Regions from separate parts of the Mus musculus genome. Here region 2 is linked to region 1. A link is a loop called in an ENCODE intact Hi-C map of the cell type or tissue named here. Cell type or tissue: gastrocnemius. All regions are shown on one strand. Each heading gives the region's core, and the rest is flanking DNA. Links, peaks and the distances in the headings are about the cores only.

Region 1 (5,370 bases), core at 247-5,246:
CTACAATATGGTAATGTATTAAGTCCCTCCTAATGGGACCTCAAGTTCTTACTCAGAGTGTTTAGCATTTATTAACATAATTAGCACAGCACCCCTTTCCTATCATGTCCACGTACAAAAATTACAATCTCTACTTACTTTCCCAGCTAGCATAGGATATTACTAATTATTTGGGAAAAGAAAAAGATAGAGTGTAGTTTGAAATGACTTCATCCTGCTCTAGTGAGAATAGAAGAAAGCCCATTTGTTTCAAAGAAATGCTAGGGTTTGGTTTTCCCTATGCCCTTTTCTTTATAGTATGGCCTTCTTTACTCTGTAGCTAAGCTGAATAGGGCATGTATTTTCTTATTCTTCCATATGTCTCTTCTCTCTTACACCCTGCAGTTTGTTGTGAAATATATATTCCCCATCTTTTGGCAAAGAATAGAATTTCTGGGATCGGTGCTAAATTCCTGGATTCAATGTTTAAAAGTCCCAGACTTGAAGAAGGAATTTATGGTTTCCAAAATAAAGTATTTCTTCGTCATAACAAAGGCCTCACCATAGAAAAGAGACTTGCTTAATCTTACATATTTCATGGTTGCCATTCCTTCTTGGCATTTTTCAGGCTCAGGTCTAAAGTGTTTCTGAACCCAAAGTGAAAATCTAGAAGACTTGTGTTGTTGGGCTTACTGTAATTTTAACCTTTCTGTGTAGAATGGTCTAAATTTATAAATTTCTTTCACTATTAACAAAGACACTGCTCTGTTAAAAGTGTTTGGGCAGCATTAGAGTCCTTGATTGGAAATACCTTTAAGTTGTTTAAATTTCTATGCTTTCAAGATCATTTCACCAAAGAGCTTCTGACCGTGCGGTTTCTGTCTGCGTGGTCAGTTTAATGAAGCATCCCTAAAAAACGTACAACTGCAATGGATCATGCTAGAACAATGAAGGTAGAAATCGTCCTTGATATCAGAGTGCCACAGGGTCAGGAATTCCAACATTCCTTAGCTGTTTTATGATTTCAAGAGGACGATAAAACCTTGGTGTGGGAGGATGGCAGAAACAGCGGTAACACATGTAAGCACAGCCCAGCACCCCCTAGACGAGCAGCGTGCAGTAGTGTGAGTTCCATTCTGAAGCCATGGCCACCACAGCTTCTCCTGTTTGGGTCCACGGCTGGTCTCGTTTGAAATCTCTTTTACTACACCTTTCAACTTCAGTCAGCTTCCTCCTTCCAATCCTCTTTCCTGTGCCCCTCCCTACTGTCCACCTCTCCCTCCATCCCACACAGAACTTGCGTTTCTTGCCTCCACAGTTTGGAAGATGCGCCTACTGTTTCTAGGCTTTGTATCAATCCGTGTTCCTTACCACACGTTTATTTTTCTTTCTAATAAACAAACTTCTGTATTTGGTTTTACACAGCTCTTTATAACCTATCTTTACATCCACATGCCCCTGTGAGAGAAAAGGACTATTGTTATTTTTTGGGTTTGCTTTTTTGCACCCGACACTTTGGCCAAGTCATTTAAACTCATCCTGTCTCCATATGGAGGATAACACCAATGCTGGTTTTCTAGTGAGTTTGTTGTTGTGATTAAACGAAATAATGGAGATTGTATGGTACTTAGAACAGGGCTGGTATGTGGTAAATTCAAATCAATCACCACACGGAAGCAAGTTTCATATCCTGTGGACCCCAGCGGCAGAAACTTTTTTTTTTTTTTTTAAGCTTTCTGTTGTGTTCAACACACCCAGAATAATGCCTCTGGGACAGAGAGGGGGTGGGTGGTAAGAGAGCACATGGCTGAAAGGTCAGGGTTCTGTAGGACTGAGAAGCTGATATGAGAGGAGCTAGGAGGAGCCTGAATGTCAGCTTGGACTTGAAACCAGGTACATGAGATGCCTAGAGGCCAGCTTGCCCTTCAGAATGCTAAAAGACACAAAAGGCACTTGTCCTCAAGTTTCTTTTGGACCAGACAGTACAGAGACCTCTCCTCTCTACTTGTGATAATGTTTTAGGCCACATGAAATTTTTTCCCCTCTATGCTTGGAGTTTAGTTTCTATAGCTTTCTAGATAATTATACAATATAAATTGTTGGTAGCCTGTTTTTAAAATAAAGCTATAACTTATTGTGCAACTTGGGGTCTTAAATAGACCTGGCTTTACTTTGCCCCCCTCCCCCCCAAAAAATGGAAAAGATTCATTGCAGAATCTGATTTGATTTCTACAAATGCTGAGATGATTGTAAAGTCCCTTGGCATAACAGCAAGCATCTGTGCTTCTGGTGTGGAAACAGTTGTACAAGTCTGCTCTAATGAGAAATGTTTCAGATTCAATTTTATACTATAGTATTTTAAAGAAATGAGTAAATAGAAACACAAGTCAATATCAGCTTCTCAATGGGATATATCATTCCATGATTAGGATCCCTCCCCCCCAACCCAATTTTTTAAAGGACGTTCAAGGAGGCAAGATTTTTCAAGTAATTTTCAACTTATTGAAATTTAAATAACAAAAAGTAAAGGAACTGAAAGGCAGAAGGCAGGAGCAAAGGAGATCACTAAGGCTGCTTCGTTTGGGAAGTTTATACATTGTTCCTGGCACACAAGTAACCAACCATAACTTGCCTTTAAGTTGTAATTTATACAACTGATCACGTGCTATTTTGAAGCACCCAGCAAGACTATTTCCCCTAGATTTCCGGGATACTCTTCTGTCGAGGTTCTTACTGCAAACACTGAGCAGGCACCTTCGGACTTTGCTAAGGCTTTTACACCAAAAAAGTTGGGTTTGCCCTGCAGGGCTGACCGCTCCCAGGGGTTAGAAGCCGCCCAGGGATCCGGCTGGGGCAGGGCCAGCGCAGCGCCCTCTGCCCCGCCCCCGCAACCGGCGCGCGTCCGGCCCGCCCACACCGGTTACTAGGGACGCGTCGGTGTAGCCGCGATGGATCAGGACGAGGGGCTGACGGCCGTGGACAACATTGTCACACAGTTCAACACCTATGAAGACTTCCTGGACTCTCAGATCACTACGGTCGACCTGTACTACCTGGAGGTAAGCGCGGGTCCGTCTTGCTGGCCGCGGCGGGGCTTGGTCGCCCCCTGGCGGTGACGGCGCTCACCGCAGGCCTCTGGCTTCGAGAGACTTCTCTGCAGGCTGCAGGAGTCCCCAGCCCTCCAAACGCTGGTGCGCTGCACAGAGGCCGACTTGGTCGCTGTAAAGTAGTAACAAGGCATAAAACCAGGAGGACGCGTTGCTGTGTGCACCTGAGGGCAGGGCAGCGGGAGGTCCCGGATGCTCGAGAAGACTTAGTTGGAGGGATCTTCAAGCTCCGAGCTCCTAACTCCCAACTGCAAGTCTCACAGCCTGGGCTCAGGTTTTCAAAGGAGTCCATCTCCATATTAAGGACAAACAGAGCAAGCACCATTGGGGGCGGGGGGGGGGGGGGAGAATCAACCCTACAGAACTCTGGGAAGGACTTGAATTTGGCCAACTCCCCTCATTTCTCCTGTGCACAAGGCAGTTTATCATATAGACACCCCTCCTTTTTAAATAGGTGCCACTGTATGAAAATAATCTTAAATGAAGAAAATTTGTCCCTTTTGAAATTATCTGTTAAAATAGTTACAAAACATGATTTTTAACAGCAACAGCAGCGATATCACCAAACAACCAAGCTTTTACGTTTATTAGATGGGTAACTTAAAGTTCCATTTGTGTGTACGCACACATGCATAAAAAGTCAGTGGGCAACTTGGAATCGGTTCTGAACTTGTATTCTGTGGTGTCCAGGGAATGAACTCAAGTTTGGCAGCAAGCACCTTTTCCTTAAGCCGTCTCTCCTGCTTTTAGCCAATATTTTAAACCCACAGAAGTTGCTTTAAATCCTTGCATCTGAAATGAAGCCACTGAATTGATAATTACAATAGATGTTGCAAGAAGCTTATGTAGAAAGAAGGGGAGGTAGGAAGAGAAAGGGTGAGTCCATCTTAATTATCTGACCGGCCAGAGGATGAGGAGCGCGGTTGGCACTTGGTTGGTAGACCGGAAGTAGTGATGCGGAAGTAGTGATGCGGAAGTAGTGATGCGGAAGTAGTGATGCTCCGGAGGTTGAGGAGCGTGGTTGGCGGGACGGAAGTAGTGCGTCTCCATCCTCTGTTTCCCGTGTTCACTAAATAACGACAGAACACTAAAACAACTGCATTGCCACGGCAGCGAGTAACATTAGCTTTGCTGAACTAATTAACAACTTTTATTCTATAAGTTAGCATCATCTAATAAAACCAACCAGTTCAGTGAGTGGAGAAATGATTGACAAGCTTCAGCAAAATTGCTAAGCTATGGGTTTTAGATCCTTTTCCAGTCATCTGCCCCTCTGACTAAACACAGTCCTTCTCTTTAGTGGCTGCCTGCGGACTACCGGAAAAATAAAAATTCCAGTTGAATTTCTTTTCTCAGGTAAGGGGTGAAAGAAATATTAAAATGATTTAAAGATTTCCCTAGATAATGGATTCCAGTCATGGATAAATTAATTACAGATATAAACGACATGAAGTTTTACTCAAAATATTTTTTTTTCCAATACTGAGAACATTTTGGGCTAAGGATATAGCTCGGTAGTAGAGTGCTTGCTGGTTTGCTTGAGGCCCTAGGTTTAATCCCCAGTACACACACACACACACACACACACACACACACACACACACACACACGCAACGACACGCCAGCTAATTTTGATATGCTTTGACTAGCTCAATGGTTTGGCACTTCTAAAAGTCACCATGGCTAGTATACATTCCCCTCCCGTATTCTTGAATTAATATTTGCTAAATCCATATTTCATCTCTTCGACCACAAACCCAATCAGGAAATGGTACCTCGGGCCTTTAGGGCCCTAGGCCTTTAGGTCTGTTCTCCTTGTTCCCCCATCTCGGATTCCTTCCTCTTCCTCCTCTCTCCCTCTGCCCCTTGCCTGCACAATCTAAAAGTCCTTCCCTGACTTTCTGCCCAGCTGTAAGGCAATTCTGTTTGTTTGTTTGTTTTGGTTTGTTTTTTTTGAGACAGGGTTTCTCTGTATAGCTTTGGCTGTCCTGGAACTCACTTTGTAGACCAGGCTGGCCTTGAACTCAGAAATACGCCTGCCTCTGCCTCCCTAGTGCTGGGATTAAAGGTGTGCACCACCACGCCCCGGCTTGTAAGGCAATTCTTGGTTACCAAAGGAAGCTAGCTGGGGGCGGGGACCCTCAGGTCTGGAAGTGCGACTTTGGGAGCTGAATTAAGACAAAGCCTTAGAACCAATTCCCAACATTTTTTCAGGTGCTTCTCTGCCATTCGGTATTCCTCAGGTGAGAATTCTTTGTTCAGCTCTGAGCCCCATTTTTTAATG
Region 2 (5,370 bases), core at 288-5,287, 160 kb before region 1:
CAAAACCAGTCAGTACACTGCCCAATTAAATTTCAGTTTCTTAAAAATTCCTAGTAAATTTGAAGCATTAGTATGTCCCAAATGCTTATAGCATATATTTTTAAAGCATAGTTTTGTAGATAATAATGCACATGTACACGCGTTATATTGTGAACAAGAGCCAACGTATTACAAATAAAAATAAAATAAGAATGCTGTTCGGCTGAACTTTATGTGGAGTGCCATGCTCTCTTAACAAATTCCTGTTTTGGTTATTAACTGTATTAAATACCAGACGAATAAAATAATGTTTATAAAATGTGCACATCAAAAGAAAGACCCTAGTCTTCAGCCCATCCACCAAGACGATCTTTGCCTGGGTTGTGTTTAGTTTTCCTCTTCCTTTTAAATAGTTTCCTTCTTTTGTTCAGCTCTATCTTTGGCTAAAGTCTAGGAACTGGAGCAAGGCCTTTGATTCACTACAGTAAAGTTAACCCTGCATCCTCCCCCCACAGACACACAACCCCCTTCCACATACAAAGCGCTAGGCTGACAATGAAGCAAATTTCAAAGCAGGAAGGCTCTCTGTCAAGATACTCAAAGGCCACCTCCAAGGCAGAGAAGTTGATCTTTTCAGACCTAGTCGGGCTTCTAGATAGACAAAGGTACAAGACAAACTACAGAGAAGGAAGTCTTGCAGTGAAGGTTGGAATATGGGTCTCCTTGTGTTTTCAGAGAAGCAACCTCGACCGCCAGGTTTTCTCAAGGGTCCCTCAGTTTCTCCAGGGTTCAACAGCAGGCATACCCCTGCCCCAGCCTCCCTCCTGCGATCCTGCATATGCTTTCGGGCTAAACGGCCCTTTCCCTGGTTATCTCCTCACGGGATACATCTGCTGGGTGCCTAGCATCCTCAGCTCCGCTTTCATCTTTTCGTGTCTCAACACATTGTTTCCTCCAGCCCTGATGGCAGTGTGGAAGGGAGCCATCCCACCCGGCCGCGCTTTGGGATTGGCAGCGAATGAATGATTGGCAGCGGGCATCTCTGTCAGAGCTTTGGCATGCCGCAGAGTGGGAGCCCCGTGCTAATGAATGCCATCTACACCTACCAGATGTGCCACTGGGTGACATGCCAGGTCTTTTACATAATGCCATTCTGCCGGACACGGGACAGCTGGGGGTGGGGGTATCCGTTAATGCCTTGCAGTATGAGTGGGTCTGTCTTCCCTTTATTTCGTTTTTTTTTATTCAGGCTACCGTCTATACTGTCCATAAGCCCAATTAGCTCCCATTATGTTGCCCTTAAGACTATAAAGCTGAGGATGTCAGCTCGAAATTGAAGAAACTTGAGCTCAATAAATAACTCCCCTGACCTCCCGCACACACAAAAATAGCCTCTCTTCTACTTCCCTGAGTTTGCTCTCGGCCTCTCGGCTGCCATCACTAGAGAAACCGCTTAGACGTGTATAGAACAAATCGCAAGCACCTGAGATATCTGAAATTAAATAAGGGGAGGGGAGACTCCACACGTCTCACCCCACCTCACCCCATGTTAAATGAACACGAATGAGCTTCGCACGCTTCGGTGGCCCCCTGATTCTTCTCGCTGTCTCCATCAGCAAGAAACTAAAGAGTGTTTTCCTCAAGGGAGATACCTTGTCCAAAGTGTGTGTCAAGTTATGGATAAAGTTTGGGGGTAAGAATGTTTCCTGAAGTAGGGTGAAGCGCAGGGAACTAGAGACCTGGTGGGTTGAGGGTTTCCACTCCAGAGGGTGAACTGAGGCGCTCAGGATATGCTAGATTGTCCCCTACGCTTCTGCCACATCTACCCACAGAGGGTACCCCAATCTAGGCTTCCTGGGGAGAGCAGACCTCAGATCCTCCCTAGATAGACTCCTACCTTCCTCACACTCCTCCTCCCATAACCGCTACTCTGAGACCAAAAGGCTTCGCTGCCACTAGGCGCTGCTCCCACGCGCGGGCCACTGCCCTCAGCCTAGGTAGGTTCCCCAGGCAGGGCCAGTCCCTGTCACCCGCGCCCCGCCCGCCGCCAGGCTCCAGATGGCGGTTCCTTGCGCTCTGTTTGCGGTCCCCCAGACGCCGCCCCGCAGCAGCCGGCAGCCGCTCCCTCCCTCCCAGCTGCTGCAGAAGAGCCCAGTACGGATCGGAAAGCCTAGGCTGGGATACCGGCCGGACCGCGGTTTCAGAGCGAGGGACTTCAGAGGTCGGCTCGCCCGGATTGAGCGCCCCCACATTCCGCAGGTAGGAAGCAGGGGATGCTCACAGGGACCGGAGCCCGAGCTTGCCCGCAGGCGACCACCCGCACTCTCCCTTGACCTTCCTTTTCCCCACCCCTCCTCCAGCGCGTCGAGGGCGGGGCTGGGGCTGGACCACCCGTGGGACAACCAACAGTGGCTGCGCAGCCGCCAGGAGAGGGCGCCCAGCAGCTAGAACCTGCTCTGGAGGCAGGCTGTGTCTGGGCGCCGCACCCCAGCTCAGAGGAAAGCTGCTTCGACCGGAAGGACGCCCCCTTCCGTCCGAGAGTGGTAGTGACCACCACAAGCTTAACAGCCCACTTCTCCGTTTTTCTTCTGCTCTCACTTGCTTTCCATTTCCTCCCCTCCTCTCCTCTCCCCTCCTCTCCTCTCCCCTCCTCTCCTCTCTTCTCTCCTTTCCTCTCCCCTTATCTCCCCTTTCCCTTCCTCCCCTCTCTCCTCCCCTCTTTTCCCTTCCCCTCCCCTTCCTTCCCCTTTCCCTTCCTCTCCTCTCTTCTCCTCTCCTCTGATCTTCTTCCCCCCTTCTCCCCTCCCCTCTCCTACCTCCTCTCTCTCTCTCTCTCTACCCTCCTTCCCCTGCCTTGCCTAGTTCTCTTTTCTACTCTTTCCTCCGCCCTTGCATTTCGGTAATTTCTCCTATTCTTACAGTCCGTACAAAGACTCAGGAGGAGTTTGTCTGCCCCTGGGAGATGCTATAGAGGGCGATGGGTTTCCTGCCCTGACTTGTTGCTCTGTACGATGCCTCCCTGGGTGGTGAGTCTAGCCATCAGCCCGGAGTATAACAACCCCGGGAAGTTGGGGTTTTCCTCTGACCGTGACGGGGGGGGGGGGGGGGGGGAGAGGAGGGGGTGTATTTGATCAGGGAGTGAGTGTTATGGTGAGGAGCAGCGCAGCCTCAGAATGTGAAGCTCTGGGTTCCCATTGCTAGCCAGAATAAGTGACGGGAAGTTCAGTCGCTTGCTCCTGAGCTCCTTCCTCCCAAAGCACTCGGGACACTCCGCACACTCCTCCCTTAAAGAAGACATTCCTAAGATGGAAAGTCAACCTCCGAGACCAGTCCTCTCTGTTTCTATAGAAGCTGAGGTTGGGGATGGAGAAAAGACGCTATAGGCCACGATGGCCTGGCCCCTGCGAGCCCATCTGACGTCCCCTTTAATCCCCAAGTGTCCCAGCGCGTGCCCACAGTGCCCTCCGGCCGGAGCAGGTTCCATAAGCTCTCAGAGTAAATCCCCTCGGAAACATTAATCACAGCGACCAGCAAGTGCAAACTGCGAGCCCGCCCGGTGTCTGCCCCTTAATCCCTCCCTCTGAAAAAGCAGAGGCGGACAGGGGCTCAGTTTATTCTTTACAGGAGCGGTCTCTTGACCGACTGGACGTGCTTTCCCGAGAATTCACGAAACCTTGACAAAAGTAAAGGGATGTGAGAGTGGAGAAAAGAAGTGAGGGGAGATAAGCGGGAAACTGGGGTGCAGGTTAATTACTGCGGAGTAACCCTAGCCAGGAGCCCAGAGATTGGACAGGAACGGCGGCACTGCGGTGGGGGTGGGGAGCAGTTGGAGGAACAGAACGCTGGGCTAGGTTGGGAGCTGGAGTTGGAACCCAGTTCTTTTCCTTCTGTGCTTCAACCCACGTGACCTCACGTAGGCGTTGTCCCCTTACAAGAATCAGGGTTTGCCCCTTTGGGGCTTGTTGCTCGCACTTGAGATTTCACTATCATGTCGTTCAATTAATCATATTCCAGTTCTCCTATTTTATTCAAAACCGTCTTCCAGTTCCCTCATAATCGTAATTTGCGCCATTGCCTTTTATCTTTGATTAATTAGGAAGCTGAAAATGATAATGGAGGGTTGGACCAATAAATTAGCTTTAAGAACAGACGGACCGACGTCCAGGGCTGCTGTGGGTGGGCACTGCAAAAGGGGGTGGAGGGAGAGTAGCGGCTTCCTGGGGCGAAATACACTAGCCGGCCTCAAACACGTGAGCTAGCACCACTCCCTGACTGAGTACTGAAAAGACCCCTTCCCTAGTTTGAGTCTGCACTTGGAGAGCGGCTAGTGAGGGCGGGCTTCACCATTCTTTGTGAATTTGAGGTTTAGAGACGCCCCTGTTGAAAATATTTCTTCAGCGAGGAGCTAGAAAGTTATCTTTGATTTTTGCCCTTTCCTTCTCTCTCCCCTTACTACTAATCGAGAGAGTGCGAAAATCTAAAATCAGCCCGTGGCTCCCAGGCCCAAGAGGCAAGCCCCCTTTCTCCTTCCACGAAATCGTTCACGCCTCCAGACGGGCTAAACGAGAGAGCACTTTGCGGCTCTTCACGGCTTCGCTCCAGCCTCTTTAGCTTTCAATTGAAAACCAATTAAAGGTTTCTATAAATCTGTTAGCTCCCCTTTTATCTGGGGACCCCTGATGCATGCGATATTGCCCTTTAGATGGCTCTTCCGTGTTTTGTTTTACAATTGTTGTATCAATATAATGCGGCCTTTCTTCTCCTGTCTCTATAGATACAGATACACAAGGAAAACCAGAGCTATTCAGGCTCATTTGTCCAGGAGCCTAGCAGCGGTGCCCTTTCTCTGCGGCTGCTTTCCCTGGTTCGGTAGCAGCAGTTATGGTAGAAGCAGATGGCTGCTGATTGGGGGAGCTTTGTGGCTCTAATGCTGAATACTTTATGGAAAAGGACTTTACCATGCTTGGTTGGGCAGAGGAACAAGAGGGTGAGATTTACGGCCAGGAAAAATAAATCTTTTTCCAAGTTGTGGCTCCCTTCTCACCAGTGTCTCCTCTGCCCCTGGGGTCAAACAGTAAGGAATTGGTCTGATTTGATTTGATTCGCCTTTCTGCTAACAGCATTTTTTAGTCAGGATCTGCGTGGAGCCTGCACCGAGAGCCAGAAGTTTATGAAAGACCCCAGGTTGCGGATGCTGCTTCAGCACGGGCTCACCCCGGGGTGACAAGCAGAAGGACGCGCTCTTAAAGGCTGTTGGAGGCCCTGTTTTCCTGTCTGTCTTGCTGAGCTGAGCGAGGCTTCCTTGCTGGTTATCCTATTATCGGTGAGGAACAAAAGGGGAAGCCAAAGCCAGAGGACAGACACTAATCTTGAAGGAGAGAGGAAAATGAC

The links. Hi-C counts contacts between places; a loop is a spot of excess contacts. Peaks named below come from ENCODE experiments on the same cell type or tissue, not always from the same donor. Only the 100,000 strongest peaks of a DNase experiment are listed, where the experiment ranks them.
Region 2: a loop joins it to region 1, with 4 times the contacts of the local background. A loop is called at or near these places in 2 of 42 quality-filtered maps.

Annotation. Positions count from the first base shown.
Region 1 is chr5:98,326,427-98,331,796 of GRCm38, forward strand. It overlaps Cfap299 (cilia and flagella associated protein 299), which reads left to right and starts at 2,878. Exons shown (of 6, transcript NM_001024614.1): 1 at 2,878-3,038. The coding sequence starts at 2,928. In gastrocnemius, for the core only: no CTCF peak of the experiment used is centred there; DNase peaks (open chromatin) are centred at 3,089 and 4,070; H3K4me3 peaks cover 857 bases.
Region 2 is chr5:98,165,262-98,170,631 of GRCm38, forward strand. It overlaps a transcript of Prdm8 not described here. Among named protein-coding and RNA genes, the nearest start is that of Prdm8, 13 kb to the right of the region's middle. In gastrocnemius, for the core only: a CTCF peak has its summit at 2,445 (motif pointing right); DNase peaks (open chromatin) are centred at 1,021, 1,517, 2,060, 2,420 and 7 more places; H3K4me3 peaks cover 2,644 bases; H3K27ac peaks cover 2,268 bases.